Linked DNA regions of Homo sapiens: region 1 is linked to region 2. A link is a loop called in an ENCODE intact Hi-C map of the cell type or tissue named here. Cell type or tissue: GM12878. All regions are shown on one strand. Region 1 overlaps CRISPLD2 (cysteine rich secretory protein LCCL domain containing 2). Region 2 overlaps USP10 (ubiquitin specific peptidase 10).

Region 1 (5,000 bases), 140 kb before region 2:
CTGCCCTGTGGAGTCCTGAAGCCAGCACTAAAAGGACGGCAGAAGAGGAACCCCTGAGTGCTTAGTCTTCTGGCTTTTAAAAAGTGTAATTTATTTTTAATTATTAAGAAATATCATTTATATGTATATAACTGTCTCTATATGTATGAGTGTACATACATGACTGTGGACACAGATGCTCCCTGACTTACGGTGGGTCGCGTCCTGATAAACCCATCGGAAGTCAGAAGTCCACATCGGAAATGCACTGAATACACCTCGCCTCCATCACAGCTCAGCCTCGCCTACCTTCCGTGTGCTCAGGACACTGACCTTAGCCCACAGCTGAGCAAAATCACCTAACACAGGCCTATTTTACAAGGAAGTTAGTATAAAGAATTTTCAATCAAAATGCAAAATTTGAAGTATGGTTTTTGCTGAATACATATGGCTCTCACACCATTATAAAGTTGAAAAGTCATAAGTTGAACGATCTTAAGTGTCTAAGACTGTCTGTATATGTGTATGTGTCTGTGTGTGTGTGTCTCTCTCTATATATAGTCTTTTTTTTTAAAGGATTCCAATCCTGGCTGGGCACGGTGGCTCACACCTGTACTCCCAGCACTTTGGGAGGCTGAGGTGGGCGGATCACTTGAGGTCACGAATTCGAGACCAGCCTGGCCAACATGGTGAAATCCCATCTCTACTAAACATATATATATATGAAAAAAATTAGCCAGGTGTGGTGGCGGGTGCCTGTAATCCCAGCTACCTGGGAGGCTGAGGCAGGATAATCACTGAACCCAGGAGGCAGAGGTTGCAGTGAGTGGAGATCGCGCCACTGCATCCCAGCCTGGGCAACAGAGGGAGACTCCATCTCCAAAAAAAAAAAAAAAGGATTCCAATCTTGTTCTCCCAGAGTCTCACCCCTCTATTGATCCCTCAGGAAAATTTCAAAGTTAGACAGGTACAGGTTTAGCTCTCATCTTTAGGACCTTGGGCTGGTTAACCCTTTTCTCTGAGCCTCAGTTTCCCCATCTGTAAACTGGGTTCCTCAAAGTGCCCACTCCTTAGGGACACTGTAAAAAGTCCATGAGCCTCTCCAGGGAGGTACCTGGGCCAGAGGCGAGCATCCAGCAGGTGCTCAGTAGCCGGGAGCTACAAATGCCATCGCCCCTGCTAGGTTTAAACCTTGCCCTCCCTTCAAAGTGAGAATGTGGGCAACGCAGGCTGGGTATGCACAAGTGGTGAGTGAACTATCCTCACAAAGCCCACACTCTAGGGAACTGTCAAACCTCTTCATCTCATTTGATGAAATATATCATTATTCTTAGGGGGGAAAAGTTTCAGACTAGCACGTATAATACAATCTCCGTTTTGATTTGTATGTGAGTTTTATGTGCACGGGGGAAAAACAGGTCAAGAAAAGTTATAAATCAGCAGTTAACTGAGGTTAACAGGGCACCTGTTGGGACTCTTACTTTTTGCTCTCTGGATGTATTATTTAAATAATAAGTATGTATTTCTTGTATCGTAAAGACAGGAACAAGTATATCTTGGCATTCAAGGGTCTCCCTGGCCCCTTCTTGGGAAGGGTCTGTGCCCCAAGTTCAGTGGCCTGTCCAGGCTGAGGAAGTCATGAGTGCTGCTTAAAAGCATGGATTCTGGTACAGGCGGCCTAGGTTTGAGTCCCAGCTCTGCCCCTGGTAGGCTGGGTGACCTTGGGCAAGTCGTTTAACCTCTCTGTGCTTCCCTTCCTTTACTGATAAAATAGGGATAATGACGGTTCCTACTTTGCAGGGCTGTTGGGGAATGAGATGTGCTAACGTGTGCAGAGCTGGTGGAAGTTTGGAATACGAGTGGAGGAGGGGAACCTGCCTGTCTGCTATCAGCAGCTCCTCTGCAGAGCACAGAGAACCTCATGTCCCAGCCTCGGGGCAGCCTGGCTTGGGGGAGAGTGCAGGGCTCCTTAGATCTGGAAATGATAGCTTAGTATCTTCTGTTTCTCAGGATTTCTAGACCCATAGCGAGATCTTCAGTCACCTGACCCTTGAGATTCTCGGTGCTGAGTTGTCTAATACAGTAGCCACCAGCCGTGGGTACTCACTGAGACCCAAAATGGGCTCGTCCAAATGGAGATGTGCCTAAGGGTGAAACACACACCAGATCTCCAAGACCTTATACCCAAAAAAGAATGTAAATTTCTTATTTCTAATAATAATTTTCTATTGATTACATACTGAAATAATATGGATATATTGGGATAAGTAAAATGCATCCTAAAATTTCCCTTCCATTACTTCTTCCTTTGGCTTCTAGAAACTTTAGAATCCCATGTGTGCTCACATCATATCTCTGCTGCACTTGCCACAGCAGACCACACCCCTATGAGGACAGGGATTTTTCTCTCTTCTGTTCCCGGCAGTGTCCCCAGTCCCTAGCGCAGGGGCTGCCCATGAGTGTTAGGTGAATGAATTTGCGATTCAGATGGCTGTGCACCCATATATACCTTTGTATAAAGGTGACATTTTAAAAAATCAAGTGGCCAAGAATGCTCACTGTCATTGTTTATATATTTCCCAATCTCTTGCAAAATCTGTGTTAAAAAATGGTTCTGGTCTAAGAAAAATTCTGAACTGACATTCACCCAGATGTCCGGCATTTCCCCAAGAATATTCAGACACCTTCGTCCCAGTATTGAAAGCTCTTCCTGATGTCTTTTCTTTCCTTTGATACCCAGGTGGGCAGGGGTGAGAGAGCAGGTGCTAGTCTCTTATGTTGCCTCATTTCTGCATGGCTGCCTTTCAAAACGTCCAGGAAGTCCTCTTCTAGAGGAGGATCATTGCTAAACCAAAACCACTGTGAAGCAGAACTGACCTTCGGCCCCGTGTGCTGAGAATCCTGTTTGGGGGTTTTGGTGGTTTGTGTGATTGAAGGATTCCCTACATTTAAAGTACAGTTTGCTGTGAACTGGTCACAGTATATACAACATCTACGTCTCCCTTGGGACTGCCTGTGACCGCCCCCTCGCCAAGGGCTTACCAGCCGTCAGGGACAGAGCCACCCTCTGACTCCAGGCTGGGTTTCCACAGCCCCTATTGGGAATAAGCTCCTGGGAAATTTCCCAGCCTCTGCTTTGTGCAGAGATGGTGGCTGAGATCCCACCTAAATAAGGAAAGGACAGGGCATGGCCACACCCAGGTGTCTCTGCAGGGTTCTCTTGGGAGCCATGTCCCCAAGGAGTCCCCTCTGGACAGTAAGACTAGCCCTCTTGATGCCTCCCTGAACTGTCCCTCCACAACAGTGACCCCCTGGGCCCTGCTGCTGGCATTGTCATTTCTGCACTGTGTCCTCTCACTAGATGGCAAATCCCATGACGGCAGAGGTCTGCTGTTGTGCTCCCTGTGGGATCCTGGGTGCCAGGGACATCGTCAGCGCTCCCTAAGTGTATGATGCCTGCATGGAGTGAGCGTTGGAAGGATGGAAGCAAGGATGAAAGAATGAATTCCTGGAAGATCCCTGACCCCTCATCCTGAGAGATAAGTCATGTAGGCCATTTCTTAGGATCCAGCCACCTGACCCTATGAGAAAAGAACCATGGCATCTTTTGAAGTTGTGGCAACAGGTGCCCCTGGGTTTCATGTCATGCTTACTGTGAGCCGCTAGCCGAGGGCTGGACACACACCTCTCACATAATTCTCATGGCAACCCATTAGAGAGAGGAGCTGCCAAGGCCCAGGGAGACTGCCCAAGGTGACCCTGCTGGGGACTGGGGGAGCAGTGTCCCCAGTGCAGCGGGCGCCACATACTGTCCCGGCCATCACCCTGTTGGGGGCTCCAGTGCTCACTCCCCTTCTGAGCTGTGAGTTCTAGGGCTCAATCATCTGTGCCCTGGGTCCCAGCACAGGTGCGTGATGAATATTCAGTGAATGAGTGACTTTTTTTTTTTTTTTTTTTTTTTGAGATGGAGTCTCGCTCTGTCACCCAGGCTGGAGTACAGTGGTGGAATCTCGGCTCAGTGCAACCTCCGCCTCCTGGTTTCAAGCGATTCTCCTGCCTCAGCCTCCCGAGTAGCTGGCATTACAGGCGTGCACCACCATGCCCAGCTAATTTCTGTATTTTTAGTAGAGACGGGGCTTCACCATGTTGGTCAGGCTGGTCTCGAACTCCTGACCTCAAGTGATCTGCCCGTCTCGACCTCCCAAAGTGCTGGGATTACAGGTGTGAGCCACCACGCCTGGCTGAATGACTCTTAGTAGCAAAATAATATCAGAATCAAGGGTATAAAATCTTGAAGATGCGGTGTGTTTTTCACACTTATGCACATCTCCAAACGGGCTCAGGATAAGCCCATTTTAGGTCTCAGTGAGCACCCACCGTTGGTGGCTACTGTACTGGACAACTCAGCGCTGAGAATCTCAAGGGTTGGGTCACTGAAAATCCCTCTATGTGTCCAGAAACCCTAAGAAACAGAAACTATTGAGCTGTTATTTCCACATCTAACAGGCTCTGCACTCTCCCCCAGGCCAGGCTGGAGCAAGGGTGGGACGTGTGTGCTGACTGACTTGTGTCAGGTTTGCCAGGTTCGCGTGACTCTTAGAACGGCAGCTGTCACAGTCGAGCATGCAGCACGATGCCCCCGAGGACCTGCTCAGACGCAGGCTGCTGGGCCCCTCCCAGAGATTCCGATTCAGCAGAGCTGGGTGGGGCCGGAGGATGTGCTTTTCCAACAAGCTCTGGGTTGATCTGGACACTGTTGGCCTGGGGACCCCACCTGGAGACCTCCTGCCCTGCCACCACCCCAGGGGGCAGGTAATATTATTCCCCCCTTTATAGGTGAGGAAACTGAGGCACAGAAAAGCTGAACCCAAGCATTATCACAGATGCCAGTCCACAGGACGGAGGAGCAGAGAGTCTGAGGAGCAAGAAAAGCAAAGTCTTAACTCTGGAAATGCTGCAGAAAATCACTAAAATCTTTCTAGAGTACAGAAGGCACCAGTGACATGTGTGCTTGGGAGGGA
Region 2 (5,000 bases):
GTTGAGCCCTTTCCTCAATATATAAGGGGCTTCACTTAAAAATCCCTTTTATTCCAAGGTTTCAGATACTTACTTTTCCCCACAGGCTTAAAGTCTATTGACAGTGGATTTTTACATTTGTCTTTAAACCATATCATCACAACAGTCTATCATTTCTAGTGTGTGCCACAGAACAGCAACTAATGTCATTGCAGTGTTAAAAAGGTGCATTTTCAAATAACCATCAATGACGTAAAGGCATAGTGTCTCAAATGAAAACTCCAGCATGATTCCAACAAGGCTTTGCCATAGTATTTTTATATCAAATGACTTTTTTTTTTAAACCTAACCTTAAGACTCAAAGCCTGCTATCTTTCTAACATAGAAACCTTTGTTTTTTTGAGACAAGTCTTGCTCTGTCACCCAGGCTGGAGTGCAGTGGTGCAATCTTGGCTCACTGCAACCTCTGTGTCCTGGGTTCAAGTGATTTTCCTGCCTCAGCCTCCCATGTAGCTGGGATTACAGACGTGCACCACCACGCCCGGCTAATTTTTGTATTTTTAGGAGAGACAGGATTTCACCATGTTGGCCAGGCTGGTCTTGAACTCCTGAGTTCAAGTGATCCACCTGCCTTGGTCTCCCAAAGTGCTTGGATTACAGGCATGAGCCATGGTGTGTGGCTGAAACCTTTGTTAAATAACATGCTGCCTTTCGCTGAAGGCGAGTAAACCCCTGCTGAGCCCTGCCTAGGCACCGGGTAAGGAAGGCACAGAGATGAATGCAAGGTGGTCCTGCCCTAGGCAAGCTCGCAGACCAGTGAAGGGACGAACTGTGATGTCCCTGGCTCCAAACACACACTGTACAGGCTAAGCTGAAGGGGTGTTGGGAGATGGGGGGCGGGGGGTGGGGAAGGATGCTTAGCCCAATCCAAGGGCTGCAGAAACTCTGGGAAGGTCAGGGGTTGAAGCCACCAAATGGAAGCTGAGGAAGAACAGATATACTAGAAGGTTCTCACTGACTGGGGCAGCAGTGCTATCCAACTAGAGGAGGAATACAACAGATGAGCAGGTTATTTTTTGTTTAGTGTGGTAATGAGCTCAGTTTTAGAGATGTTAGTAAAAGATACCCAGATGACACCAGTAAATCGTATATGTATATTAAAAGACCAGCAAGTGACTGATTTTTTTTTTTTTTTTTGAGACAGTCTCACTCTGCCGCCCAGGCTGGAATGCAGTGGCACCATCCTAGCTCACTCCAACCTCCGCCTCTGGGTCTCAAGCAATTCTTGTGCCTCAGCCTCCCGAGTAGCTGGGACTACAGATGTGTGCCACCATACCCAATCATAATTATTATTTTAAAGACAGGATCTTGCTCTATTACCCAGGCTGGAGTGCAGTGGCGTGATTATGCCTCACTGCAGCCTCGACCTCCTGGGTTCAACAGATTGATAATCACACAAACATACGCACAGGTCCCCAGAGTGCAGGGCTGGAAGGGTAGAGAAGTGAGAAGCACGCAGGGGCAGCGTGTAGGAGTGGGGGCAGCGTGTAGGAGTGAAGACAGCAAGTGCAGGCTGCTCAGCCAGAAGCCGGGCTGAGGAAGGAGACAGGATCATGGGTGCAAGGAGCTAGGGATCCAGGAAGATGCAGCGAAGTTTCTGGGTGGGAGAAGGAGTGAAACAGCAACTTCAGTTTTCTTGACGATACGGAAGGAAAGGTCTTCTAGGGCAGAGTTAGGGCGAAGATGCCAGAGGTGGGTGAGACGGGGCTTGAACATGTTCATTCCTGTTTAGCACTGATACTGGAAGGAAATGAAAGCAGCCACCAGGGCCAGGCATACAAGATCTGCCTGAAACTTCCCTTCGTTGTTGACCCGTTCGAACAGACTCAAAAACACGCTTTATGACGAGGCTAACTCCACTCTTAAAAGGAAAGCATTGCACAGCCATCAAGAACTGGCTGCACTAAGCTCTGTCTGAAAACACAGCTCCTTTTTTTTTTTTTCTGGGACAAAGTCTAGAGACAGGGTTTTGCCACATTGGCCAGGCTGGTCTCGAACTCCTGGCCTCAAGCAATCCGCCTGCCTTGGATTCCCAAAGTGCTGGGATTACAGGTGTGAGCCACTGTGCCTGGCCTCCTTTCATGTTCTTAACTGAGTTAGGGGCCCAGAATAATCTGCATGGCCTGGAGGCTTGACCATTCAATCTCTATGCAATCAAAGGATACATAAATCAACTATAAACCGACTTTTTTCCCAGCATTTATTTGTGAGACAGCATGAACTAGTCAGACAGAAACCTTTAGTTTCTACATCAGCCATTCCCTTAAATCGATACCAGCTTCCAGTTTGCTTATTTTGAGGCGCAGGCAGGTTAAAAAGCAGTTTCAGTTTTTCTTGCACAGTATTAAAATCAAGTCTTCTAGCACCACCCAGTGGTTTGTTCAATAACTGCAAGGAACCTACAAAAGCGAACGAGCACAACCTCTGCAACAGCAGAACATACGTACGGGCCCTTGGGACGTGTACTAGGAAATGTACTCCACCAAGCTTTCCTTCAAGCCTTTGACAGTCTTTGAAAGGCCATTCTGGTACGACGTCGTTAAACGCAGAATAAACCTTTTCAGACTTGGAAAATACAGAAGAGACACGAACAACCTAGATTTTTCTTAATGATTATTCTGTTACTGTAGAAAAATTTTATCTAGTGGCAAGTCTTTCATAAACTAAAATACCGTATCATTCTGTTATTAATCTCTTATAATGATCCTAAATCCTAATCTCAGAGTAAGACCGACAGAAGGCACTCAAGATTCTCCACACTGTCTCCACAGTAGCTGACCTCATCACTGCCTACCTGATATTAGTGCTGTGTGCCTCCTTCTCTGGACAGGAGGCTCCTTAAAGACAAGACTCTCACACTTCAACTGCTCAACAAAGTCCGCACCATCTAAGGTAACAGGACTTGGTGGCCTTTTGTGTCCTCAGCCTGTTACTGCCATCCCTACTAGCTGCATGAGGCCTCCCCTCCTTGCTTTCTCCCCTCAACACCCCTCTGCCAATGATCACTTCTCCCTACAAACAGCTGCCATCTGTTCCTTTCTGATCTTATGCCTTAGACTACCCTGAAGGCAAGGCCAATCATTACTCCAACTAGACAGTGCATGGCATACAGTAAGTTCTCATTAGACAGTAATACAGGATCAATTAAACATCTGGAGATTAAAGTTGTTGGTTACGGCAAATGACTCCACTCATATTTGTTAGAAATGACTCAACAGACTTTAAAGGTCATTTAGCTCCTGGTCCAGAAAGTCTAAATGACAGCTCCTGAGAAGACGCACAGTAAAGGGCAAGGGCCCAGGCACACAAACCAGGAAGACGGGGGTTCGCGCCCTGGCTCTGCCACTTCATTCATTGTGCGGCAGATCACTCCGCACCTGGAACAGGTAAGGAGCTGCACCACGCTCAGCTATAGCAAAGATGAGCACGCATGTAAATACATAAGCAGACCACTCCCGGCATGACGGCCAGCTCAATACAGACATCAGAATCCCCCCTAGAAAATAAAGAGCTAATAGAGGTGGAAGGAGAAGGGAAAAGCAAATGAATTTATGTGAGAGTCTGAGAAAACCAACAACTTTCAGCATCCCAAGAGGAAATGTTAGCCCAACTTCCTTAAAATCTTGACAAGTTTTAAACATCTTGACATATTAAAGATATATTAATAAAGTTCTATTTCAGGCAACACTTTGGGAGGCTATGGCAGGAAGATCACTTGAGTCCAGGAGTTCCAAGATCAGCCTGGGCCACACAGTGAGACTCTGTTGCTATGAAAAATAAAAAATAAAAAATAAAAAAATTAGCTGTACATGGTGGTGCCTGCCTATAGTCCCAACTACTCAGGAAGCTGGGGCAGGAAGACCACCTGCGCCTGAGAGATCAAGGCTGCAGTGAGCTATGATCATGCCACAGCACTCCAGCCTGAATGAATGAGCAAGACCCTGTTTCTTAAGAAAAAAAAAATACGTTTTTAAAAAATAAAGCTCCATTTTAAGAGGAATGATTGTAAGAAATGAAGATTAAATACTTATTGTCAAAGATTTTCTCTTAAGATCCAAACACTCAAGAAACATTTAAGGTCCACTTTTGTAACATCTCACACGTACACTAAGCCTTCCATCCTGACTCATTTCGATAACCATCAACTGGAGGAGACACTAACGCTTTATGAAGTTCGTGAGCTCCTCTTCTTCCTCGCAGTGAAAAAAACAGGGGTGCAAAAGCAGTTCTAATTCCTCCTAAGACCAGACCGAATTATGTTCAAGTGAATGAATCCTATTGTTATCATGCAAAAGTCAGGTCTTACGGACAAGCCAGAACTAATACCACTTCCAAATTTCTAATATCACTCTTCGCTCTATTTAAATTCCTCTTTCAACATCAACATTTTCATTTACAATGTTATTCCTAGCCTAAAGTCCAATACGCATTCCAATTATGGAGGCTAAAAGAATAAAAATGAGGAAGGCGGGCCACCAAGGATAGAGGGCAGGCAACTTCTAGGTTGAAACTTGACCTGCATTCCAAAGTCATTGCCATTGGTGTATCTATTTTACCTTCTTTAAGGGCATATAATAGAAGTTGGCTCTAATAACAAACTTTCCCCAGAAGCCTTCTTTTCAATTCATCATGGTTGGTATAATTTACTACTTAACTGTTCAGACAGCAACTTTAGGAAGATGGCCTCCCCCAGTCCATCTTTGTCACAGGAGTTGGTGGGGCTGCCTAGAACAATGTGTGAGAAAAGGCACAAAATGCCAGAATGACTCATAAAAGACACAAAATTGAAACCTGTAGTTCACTTTTGTAATAACTCACATGAAAAGGCTGAACTGAAATTTCACTCTTATGAAATCTGCTGACATACAGAAAAATGGAGTTGCTTAATAGCCTTTTTTCAAATTTTAAGACATACATGCTAGATGGTAGCTCACAAGGGCTGCCACAAATCAGCCCACTGA

Evidence for each region. Peaks named below come from ENCODE experiments on the same cell type or tissue, not always from the same donor. Only the 100,000 strongest peaks of a DNase experiment are listed, where the experiment ranks them.
Region 1: it touches region 2 in a loop (2.3-fold over the local background); 2 of 110 quality-filtered maps call a loop at or near these places.

Annotation. Positions count from the first base shown.
Region 1 is chr16:84,891,916-84,896,915 of GRCh38, reverse strand. All of the region lies in intron 14 of CRISPLD2 (cysteine rich secretory protein LCCL domain containing 2), which reads right to left. Among named protein-coding and RNA genes, the nearest start is that of LINC02176, 34 kb to the left of the region's middle. In GM12878, no CTCF peak of the experiment used is centred here; a DNase peak (open chromatin) is centred at 2,885.
Region 2 is chr16:84,751,972-84,756,971 of GRCh38, reverse strand. All of the region lies in intron 4 of USP10 (ubiquitin specific peptidase 10), which reads right to left. Among named protein-coding and RNA genes, the nearest start is that of USP10, 54 kb to the right of the region's middle. RefSeq lists an enhancer at 4,681-4,760. In GM12878, a CTCF peak has its summit at 2,409 (motif pointing left); DNase peaks (open chromatin) are centred at 2,381 and 4,851; H3K4me3 peaks cover 558 bases; H3K27ac peaks cover 1,780 bases.